3 separate regions of the Homo sapiens genome follow, and all the other regions are linked to region 3. The links are chromatin contacts, found by Hi-C or POLR2A ChIA-PET in ENCODE. All regions are on one chromosome and are shown on one strand. Each heading gives the region's core, a stretch centred on a gene start or an enhancer-like site at or near the end of the contact. The rest is flanking DNA. Distances are from core to core; before and after follow the strand shown. Region 1 holds the start of GIT1 (GIT ArfGAP 1). Region 2 overlaps SSH2 (slingshot protein phosphatase 2). Region 3 holds the start of MYO18A (myosin XVIIIA).

Region 1 (2,715 bases), core at 56-2,555, 410 kb after region 3:
GTCACTGGCTGTCCTCCCTCATCAGAAGGGAGCAGCCTCTTGGATCATTACCCCTGACTTCCTCAGCAGGCCTGGGGGGTTTCACTCCAGCCCAGTCCTAACTCTGTTAGGAAAAGGAAGGGAACCACCATGTAAATACAGCCAGGAGACAGGCCAGGAAGCCAGCAGGATACGGGGAATCTCGGCACGGCCTCCCACCCATTTCTGGCCAGACTGGGCTAGGGGACAGGGAGGGGCCCGCACCCAGGATAGCTTGATGCCAAGCTCACTTTCCCAAGCAGGCCTTACCGGTGAACAGGAACAGCAGGGTCCAGCCGAGCTGTTCCCAGTCACCACCAGCAGGCCTGGGGATGCCTCCCGAGAAGACACCCGGGTCTAGACTGGCCCTGAACGCCAGGCCCGGCAAGGAGCGCTAGCCTTAGGAACCCGAGGCAGGGAGTCCTGGGAGTAGCCACCGCTCATCTGCTCCTGAGGAGACGGTATTCAGGCCCCACTGGCGCATCTGCCCGGCCCTCTGCTCCTTGCCCTCCACCACCCCGGCAGGCGTACCGACCACGCGAGCAGCAGGTGCAAGACGCGGGGGTGGCACTGAGATGACATAAAACCACACTCGCCCCCACCTCCCAAGCCCTGACGGCCTCCGCCACGGCCCTCCTGCCACCCCAGGCTGGCGCTTCCGTCGGATACAGAGATGGAGGTGGAGGAGCAGCCAGCTGCCCGCCTCCCTCAGACCGAGGAGCGGGAGGCGGCGCCGGGAACGTCCTTCCTCGCTAGTCCACGGCCTCCAGGGAGCATGGGCACCCCAGGCCGGCCCTCCCGCCAAGGGCGCAGCTCCGCAGTGGCCGAGGCGGGGGCCCAGCCTGGAGGCCGCAGCCCCCCGCCCCGCCCAGCCCTCCGGCCCCGCACAGCGCTCTTGCCAGGCCCCGGCGCCCGCCCGGCGGCGGCCTGGCTGTGCGGTCCCGCCCCCGGCCCCGCCGCGCTTACCCGGGGCGCTGCAGTCCGCACACACCTCCGCTCGCGGCCCCTTTCGGGACATCCTCAGCGGCGACGCGGCCGCAGCCCTCTGGGCCAGCGTGGGGGGCGCGGGCGGCGGGCCCGGGCGGCGGCGGCGGCCCCTGCTGCCCGGCCCGGCTCCGGCGAGGCCCCGGCGAGGCTCCGCGCGCCCGGCCAACCGTCCGCCCCGGGGCTGGCCCGGAACCCGCCGTGCCCGCCTGCCCGCTCGCCCTCGGGCGCCCTCCGCCCCGCGCCGCCCCGCCGCCGCTCGCGGCTCCTCTCTCCGCCCCCTGCGCGGCTCCCGGCCGCTTCTGCAGGAAGCGGCGCAGGCCCTGCCCACAGGGGGAGGGGCCGCACCCCCGCCCCGCCGCGCGCTGCCGGCCGCGCCCCCTAGAGAAAGGAAGCCCGGGCGCGGGCAGGAGGGGGCGGGGGCGCTTAAAGGGGCCGCGGCAGATGCCCGGCCCCGGCGGGCAGCGTGGCCTGCGGCCCTGGCCTCCGCTGCAGCGCTCGCCTGGCCCGGAGGCAATGTGAGTCACCCTCACAGCCCCCTCCCCTTCACTTTCCGCGTGGGGTGGACCGGGGGACGCTGGGCCCACGGACGGCGAGGGTGGGGATTAGGGAAGAAGGACTTGGAGGCCCAAGTCCCGCTCCAGGTCAAAGGGGCTGTGCCTTGGGGTACCCGTCTATCTCTGGTTGGGGTGAGGTGTGCGTCCCTGTCCCGTAGGTGTCCACATCTGTGTGTCCAGGGGTGTGTGTGTATGTGTCACACTCTTGCTGAATACGCCCACTGCTAACAATATGGACGCCCAGGTGCCAGAAAGGTCAGGCAGTGTATTCCCCTGCCTCCGGACTAAAAATATATCTATCTCTCCATGCATCCTTCCATCCAGAGAGGAGAGAATCTGGGCGGTTTTTAAAGACCTCCCGAGGAGTGACCACTGTGCCTGTGTGCACTCACATCCACTTGTCATCCGCCTTACACACACCCACGGTGTTTCTGGGCCACCAGAGGTGTGTGTGTCCAGAAAGGGTGCATATAACATAGAGGGGCCGTTTCAGGTGACGGCCTTTCTTCCTGGACTTCACACGACGAGGCAGGCAAAGGCAAGGCAGGTGAGGGACGTGGGTGGGCTGGGGGGCAGGGAGCCTAGGTAGAGGCCGCACATGAGCGCAGCCCCCGCACTGAGCATGCGCCCCCATACGCGTGTGCCGCGCGTGTACCCAACCCCCAATCCCTGCAGCAGCAAAAGGCCCGGGCACTCTGCTTGTGGGGAGAGGGTAGAGGTCCCCAGGGCCAGACCTGGGGGCCAGGTCAGTGGTGACAATTGAGGAGGGGTTCTCCAAGAGTCAGAGACTCCTGCTTGTTAAGATGGGGGCAGTCCTTTGGCAGGGGTGCTCAAGTTGGTCGATTATCCCAACGGTGCCAGAGCGGCAGTGATTTGTGGGTGGGCAGGCTCCTTCCCTAGGGGAGACAAGTAATGCTCATGAGTCACACCACCCGAAATACATGCAAAGCTGCCTCCATCGCCTTTTGCTGCGGCCCAGATTGACAAGTTTGTTTGAAATCGCGATCCATGGGCTTTATTTATAATTGCACCTTAAAAAAATCTTGCAGGCCTCCCCTCCCTCGACAGCCAGCCGCTCAGCTGGTGGGGCTTTTGCAAGCAACGATACCTAGCTGGTGTGTAGGGGGGAGCACCACCTGCCGCCCCGAGCTGCTCT
Region 2 (2,800 bases), core at 206-2,705, 500 kb after region 3:
TTTCCTGCCTCAGCCTCCCGAGTAGCTGGGATTATATGCATGTGCCACCATGCCCGGCTAATTTTTGTATTTTTAGCAGAGATGAGTTTTTGCCATGTTGACTAGGCTGGTCTCAAACTCCTGGCCTCAGAGTGATCCACCCGTCTCAGCCTCCCAAAGTGTTGGGATTACAGGCATGAGCCACTGCACCCGGCCTAAAATGCTATTTCAATCTCACATTAGCCCAGGAAGGGCTTTAAGTTAATGGAAGAGGTTCGTACAGAAAGCCATGGACCCCTGATTGTATGCTCTATCACATCTCTTCTCTGGGAAACAGTAACCTACCCTAGGCTACTGCCACTATCTCTCCTTAACGCTGCTGTAACTGCTTTCCCACTCTGGCTAGTCTCCGAAAGGCTTCCATGATGCTCCATGCCAATCTATCTAGAGCGGAAGCATGGTGTACTAGAAAGAATCTGGCATAACCATACTGTGGAAAAGCACAGTATGGTTAAGAGCTCTGGAACCTGGGTTCACAGTATGATTATGGGCTCTGGAACCTGGTTTCTTGCACTAACTGTATAATCTTTTTTTAAAATTTATTTTTATTTTTTTTTTTATTTTTAAGATGGAGTTTCACTCTTGTTGCCCAGGCTGGAGTGCAATGGTGTGATATCGGCTCACTGCAACCTCCACCTCCTGGTTCAAGCGATTCTCCTGTCTCAGCCTCCTGAGTAGCTGGGATTACAGGCATGCACTACCACGCCCAGCTAATTTTGTATTTTTAGTAGAGATGGGGTTTCTCCATATTGGTCAGGCTGGTCTTGAACTCCCAACCTCAGGTGATCCACCCGCCTTGGCCTCCCAAAGTGCTGGGATTACAGGCGTGAGCCACCGCGCCCAGCAACTGTATAATCTTAGGCAAATTACTTAACTGTCTTGTGCCTTAATTTCTTCATTTGTAAAACTGGGATAAAAATATCTTCTTCATTGTACTGTTTTGAAGATTAAATAACAAATAAAAGAGTAAAATAGTGTCTAAGTGCCTAAAATGTAATAGTCATTACCATTTATTGAACATCTACTATGCCAAAAGATCTGGGATTGATTTCCTTCAGTATTACAACTTTTTTTTAAACAAATTATTTAACCTCTCTCAGCCTTAATTTCTTCATCTTGAACTGTGAATAATAAAACCTATTCTCATAGATATAGGTATAAAGACATAACATACTTAAAATAAAACAATATATGTGAATATACTGTCCTGTAAAACAAATGTTGAATATGAATCTGTAATGGGTGCTCTAATATATCTGAAAGTGATTGGGGGAAGGGGAAACCATTATGCTTTAAAAACAACATAATGAATACCAAACTTTAACTGTTAGTCACTGCAGGGTTAAAGGAGGCTAGCCCTTAGTTGGGCTTTCCACTACACTTGCTGGCCTGTGCTGCTTAACACCTTAAGAGTGATTCCAGGCCAGGCACGGTGACTCATGCCTGTAATCCCAGCACTTTGGGAGGCCGAGGTCAGGAGTTCAAGACCAGCCTGGCCAACATGGCGAAACTCCATCTCTACACTAAAAATACAAAAATTAGCTGGGTGCAGGGGCAGACAGACACCTGTAATCCCAGCTACTCGGGAGGCTGAGGCAGGAGAATCACTTGAACCTGGGAGGTGGAAGTTGCAGTGAGCTGAGATTTGCGCCATTGCACTCCAGCCTGGGAGACACAGCAAGACTCCCTCTCAAAAAAAAAAAAAAAAAAAAAAAAAAAAAGAGTGATTCCAGAGCTCAGGAGATTCAAATCAAGACTGAAACAGCTTATCCACATTAGAACCTGGACCTGAACAACAGAAACACAGCTACCATGCCAGAGTCCAGGAGCAAGACAGCTCTACCACAAGTTTTGTTGAGTAGATGAGATGAGCGCACAAAAAAATTTGTTTTGAAAACGGCTTCCCAAGATGAAGTGGGGATAGTTTTACAGTAGCTTTTTGTTTTGTATTTAGTGAGTGCTTAGCCAGGTTCTTAGCAACAAGTATAATTTTGAGTATAAATATGGTGGGTTGGTAGCCCAATGACAAATCTAGAAATTAACTATATAAAAAGATACAGAAGCTGCAAAAGAGTGTGATCTATAAGCTTGTGACCAGATTTTGGTTAACCTTTGGACAAGTGACATTGATATACAGGAATCGACATTACATTTTTGGCTTGTATTCAGGCCAGAGTGCTTTTTTACATTAAGAAGTAGCTTTTTCAGCAGGGCGTGGTGCCTGTAATCCCAGCACTTTGGGAAGCAGAGGCGGGCGGATCACGAGGTCGAGATAGAGACCATCCTGGTCAACATGGTGAAACCCCGTCTACTAAAAATACAAAAATTAGCTGGGCATGGTGGTGTGCGCCTGTAGTCCCAGCTGCTTGGGAGGCTGAGGCAGGAGAATCGCTTGAACCCAGGAGACGGAGGTTGCAGTGAGCTGAGATTGCACCACTGTACTCCAGCCTGGCCACAGAGTGAGACTGTCTCAAAAAAAAAAAAAAAAAAAAAAAAAAAAAAAGTAGCTTTTTCACGCAACAGGAAGGAAAGGACTGAATAAGGCACGCTTGGTATTTTTATCCAGGTTACCTCAGTCTCTCAAGATTTTTCTCCATTTAAGTATAACTACTTATTTTAGTAAATATTCAATTCATTCAATAAAAATTTATTTAGTGCCTACTATGTACCAGACATTTCAAGGTGTTAGGGGTACAAAAAGAAATGGAAAAAAAAAACCCCAAAAAACCATGAAGCTCTATTATTTTATAACTTAAAATAT
Region 3 (2,762 bases), core at 170-2,669:
CCACAGACACGCCAGGGGCTCCAAAAGACAAGACGAACCCACACTAACTAGCCCAAGTCATTGGCAGGGTGAAGCAGGGAGGGAATCCAATTCTTTAATTCGGGGTGGCCATCTGAGGGAATGAAAGCCCTAGCCAGGACAGTCCCTCTCAGGAAGCATTCCCCCAGCCCTCCCCACACAAATACAAACTATGAGGCCAGCGCCAAACACATGCCCCATTGGCAAAGTGGTCAGGCAAAATGAATACCCGCTCAAAAACAAACTGGCTGTCTTCCTCCCCATCTCCCCCACCCCCCACCTCTAGCTCATTCTGGCCGCAACCTTTCCAACTAATCAGCAAGACACATGTGCCTTGCAGTAGGGCAACTCCCCCATCTCCACCCCCAAAACAAAGCCCCAATGCCTGGCCTGTCCCTGCGGGCCTTATCGCACCCAGGAACATGACCCACACTCCTGGCCGGGTTTGGGACCAAGGAGCGCACCCCCACTAACAAGGGGCAGGGTGAGGGGGCAGCCACCCCTACCACCTCCCCTTCCCATTGGCGAAACAACTGGCATGACAGGTTAGCAGGGCGGGGCGTCGGGGCGGTCTCTCCAGAGGCCTGGGGCAGCTTGTCCGACCTTCCCACACGCACCCCACCCCTCTGCAGGGAAAGGTGAGGTGAGCATTCAGTCTCAGGGCACAGCCTGCACTCCCTAATCCCCAAAGCCTGCCACCATTCACCCTCTCATCTTCTGTCCCAAGAGGAGGGGGCCCAGGGAAGCGGGGTCTCCATTGTTTTGCCAGCTGTCTAGCAGCTGCTCCTTTGAGAGGAGCCCGCAGTCTGCCCGGCAGTGAAAGAGTGAAGGCCGCTGGGAGGGATAAAAGGGTCGGTAGAGGTGCTCCCCTTCCCCGCTGCCTTCCTCAGCGCCCCGCTCTCTCGCTCGCTCCATCGTGGGGCCTGGACGGGGGCAGGAGAAGTCCCCCCACCCTCGAGGCTGCAGCCCCCACCCCGCAGCTCCGGGCCACCTGGGCGCCTCCAAGCCCCAAATCCCCCCACACTGAAGGCCACCCTGTCCTGCCTCCCTGCGCCCCCCAGGTTGGCTGGAAGGGCCGGTGGTTCCCCCTTCCCCGCCGCTCCCGATCGGCCCCCACCCCCGGGCGTCGAGCTCCACGGCGCCGCCAGGGACGGGAGCCGGGAGTCCGGGCCGCTGCTTCCAGGGGACGGGGGAGGAGGAGGAGGAGCCGGCGGGCCCCGCCGCCCGCCCGCCCTCCCTCCCGGCCGGAGCCCGCCCCGCCGCCCCACCAAGCCGGGCCCGCCACCGAGCGGCCGCCGCCGCCGACCGGCACTCACCGGCCACCGGAGCCCGCCCGGCAGGCAGCAGAAGCGGAGACGCGGCATCCAGCAGCCTCGGCCCGGTCAGGGATGGAGCAGAGCGCAGCGCGGCGCAGCTCAGCGCCGCCCCCAGCGACCGCGCAGGCCGAGCCGAAAGGGAGCTCCCTGCTGGCGGCTGTGGGGATAAACGCCCGGCCTGCCTGGCAGCGCCAGTGCGCGCCGCCAGACGTGGGCCAGGCGGGCCGGGCGCTGCCCTGGCAGCCTCCGTCCGCTGTGGACTCCGAAGCCCCTCTCGCTGTGTCTGAGAGAGGCCCTGCCTGGAGTTTCTGTCTGCACTGGGCACTGGAGGCTGTCCGAAAAGGGTCCGAAAGGGGCTGAGTGGCACTGCCTAGGACAGGCACCAGGGTCATGATGAACGTATAGAAGAGGGGCTGTCCAAGGCAGGCACCGAACTCTGCAGGCTGTGTTCAAGGTAGTGCTGTCTAAAGGAAGCAATTAAGTCTTACTGGCCGCCTCCTCCCAAGGTGGCTCTGCAGAGGCACACACAGGGCCCTGCTGGATGGTGCCCCAGGCTCAGTCCAGACCAGGTACTGCCTGCCATGTCCGAGATGGCACTGCCAGAATGCACTCCCCAAGGTAAAAACAGACTCCCAATAGCTTGGTCTGATACAGCCCTGCCTCAAAATGGAGTGGATCAAGAGGCGTACCAGGGCCCGGGAGCCATGGCTGTAAGTGCCACTCACTCCCTAAAGGAGTTCACCAATGCCAAGATTAACACTTTCAGAAGCTCTTTGGAATGCAGTCTGTCCCTGGGTCCACTGTGTGCTGTAAATATCAAGTGAGCTGCTGTACCCACCAAGAAGACAGTTTATACTTCCTGGGAGAGGCCAAGGGACATCCAGATACCAGGCCTCCAAGATAGGTGCTATGTCTAGAGTTTGGAGAAAGAAAGAAATGGGGACACTTCCCTGGGCAGTGTCCATGCTGGAGTGGGGTGTGCCAGAATGTGGAAGAAACTGAGTGGGGTGGTGCAGGAAGAAGGGTGTAGCAGACAAATGCTGCTACCTCCCTAGACAGCCCAAACAGGAACTTCTCCAGGCAAGGGCAGCCCAACCTGACAGACCAGGGAAGGCTGGAGCAAGGAGGCTCAGAAAGCAGAGAGTTGAGTAAGAGTTAGGGAGTTCCTGAGGAATAGACCCAGGCGGGATACACATTTTGGAATAACATGCAACTCAAATTCAATTTAACAAACTGCCTGCTAAGTGCCAAGTGCAGCCCCAGGCACTTGGGGTGACACAGAAGGAGATCAGACATGGCATATCTCCAGGGAAATCACATGGGGAACAGGTAGACCTGAGCTGTGACAGTAGTAGGGTTCACCATGCTGGCATTACTTGGATGATGAGATAGGTGCTATGATGGGAGGCTTATTTGGCTTGAGGAGTG

Evidence for each region. Hi-C counts contacts between places; a loop is a spot of excess contacts on that map. ChIA-PET counts read pairs that join two places held with the same protein, here RNA polymerase II (POLR2A). Pooled maps may share reads with other maps.
Region 1: a loop to region 3 is called in a pooled map, with 3 times the contacts of the local background. The contact joins the promoter of GIT1 here to the promoter of MYO18A in region 3. A Hi-C loop is called at or near these places in 1 of 168 maps with a recorded cell type or tissue (mammary epithelial cell) and 5 of 50 pooled maps. POLR2A ChIA-PET finds 5 or more read pairs at or near these places in 6 of 52 experiments (HEK293, MCF 10A, OCI-LY7 and 3 more).
Region 2: POLR2A ChIA-PET joins it to region 3 with 12 read pairs in IMR-90. The contact joins the enhancer-like site here to the promoter of MYO18A in region 3. POLR2A ChIA-PET finds 5 or more read pairs at or near these places in 5 of 52 experiments (HEK293T, IMR-90, OCI-LY7 and 2 more).

Annotation. Positions count from the first base shown.
Region 1 is chr17:29,588,343-29,591,057 of GRCh38, forward strand. It overlaps GIT1 (GIT ArfGAP 1), which reads right to left and starts at 1,306. Exons shown (of 20, transcript NM_014030.4): 1 at 985-1,306. The coding sequence starts at 1,036. RefSeq lists enhancers at 1-487, 1,387-2,286 and silencers at 705-894, 1,155-1,634.
Region 2 is chr17:29,678,821-29,681,620 of GRCh38, forward strand. The region is part of intron 6 of SSH2 (slingshot protein phosphatase 2); the gene reads right to left. Among named protein-coding and RNA genes, the nearest start is that of SSH2-AS1, 41 kb to the left of the region's middle. Within about 2 kb of position 1,456, at least 2 of the 41 ENCODE cell types and tissues checked have a DNase peak (open chromatin) inside an H3K27ac peak, as active enhancers do.
Region 3 is chr17:29,178,979-29,181,740 of GRCh38, forward strand. It overlaps MYO18A (myosin XVIIIA), which reads right to left and starts at 1,420. Exons shown (of 42, transcript NM_078471.4): 1 at 1,335-1,420. RefSeq lists silencers at 1,094-1,143, 1,264-1,313, 1,279-1,499.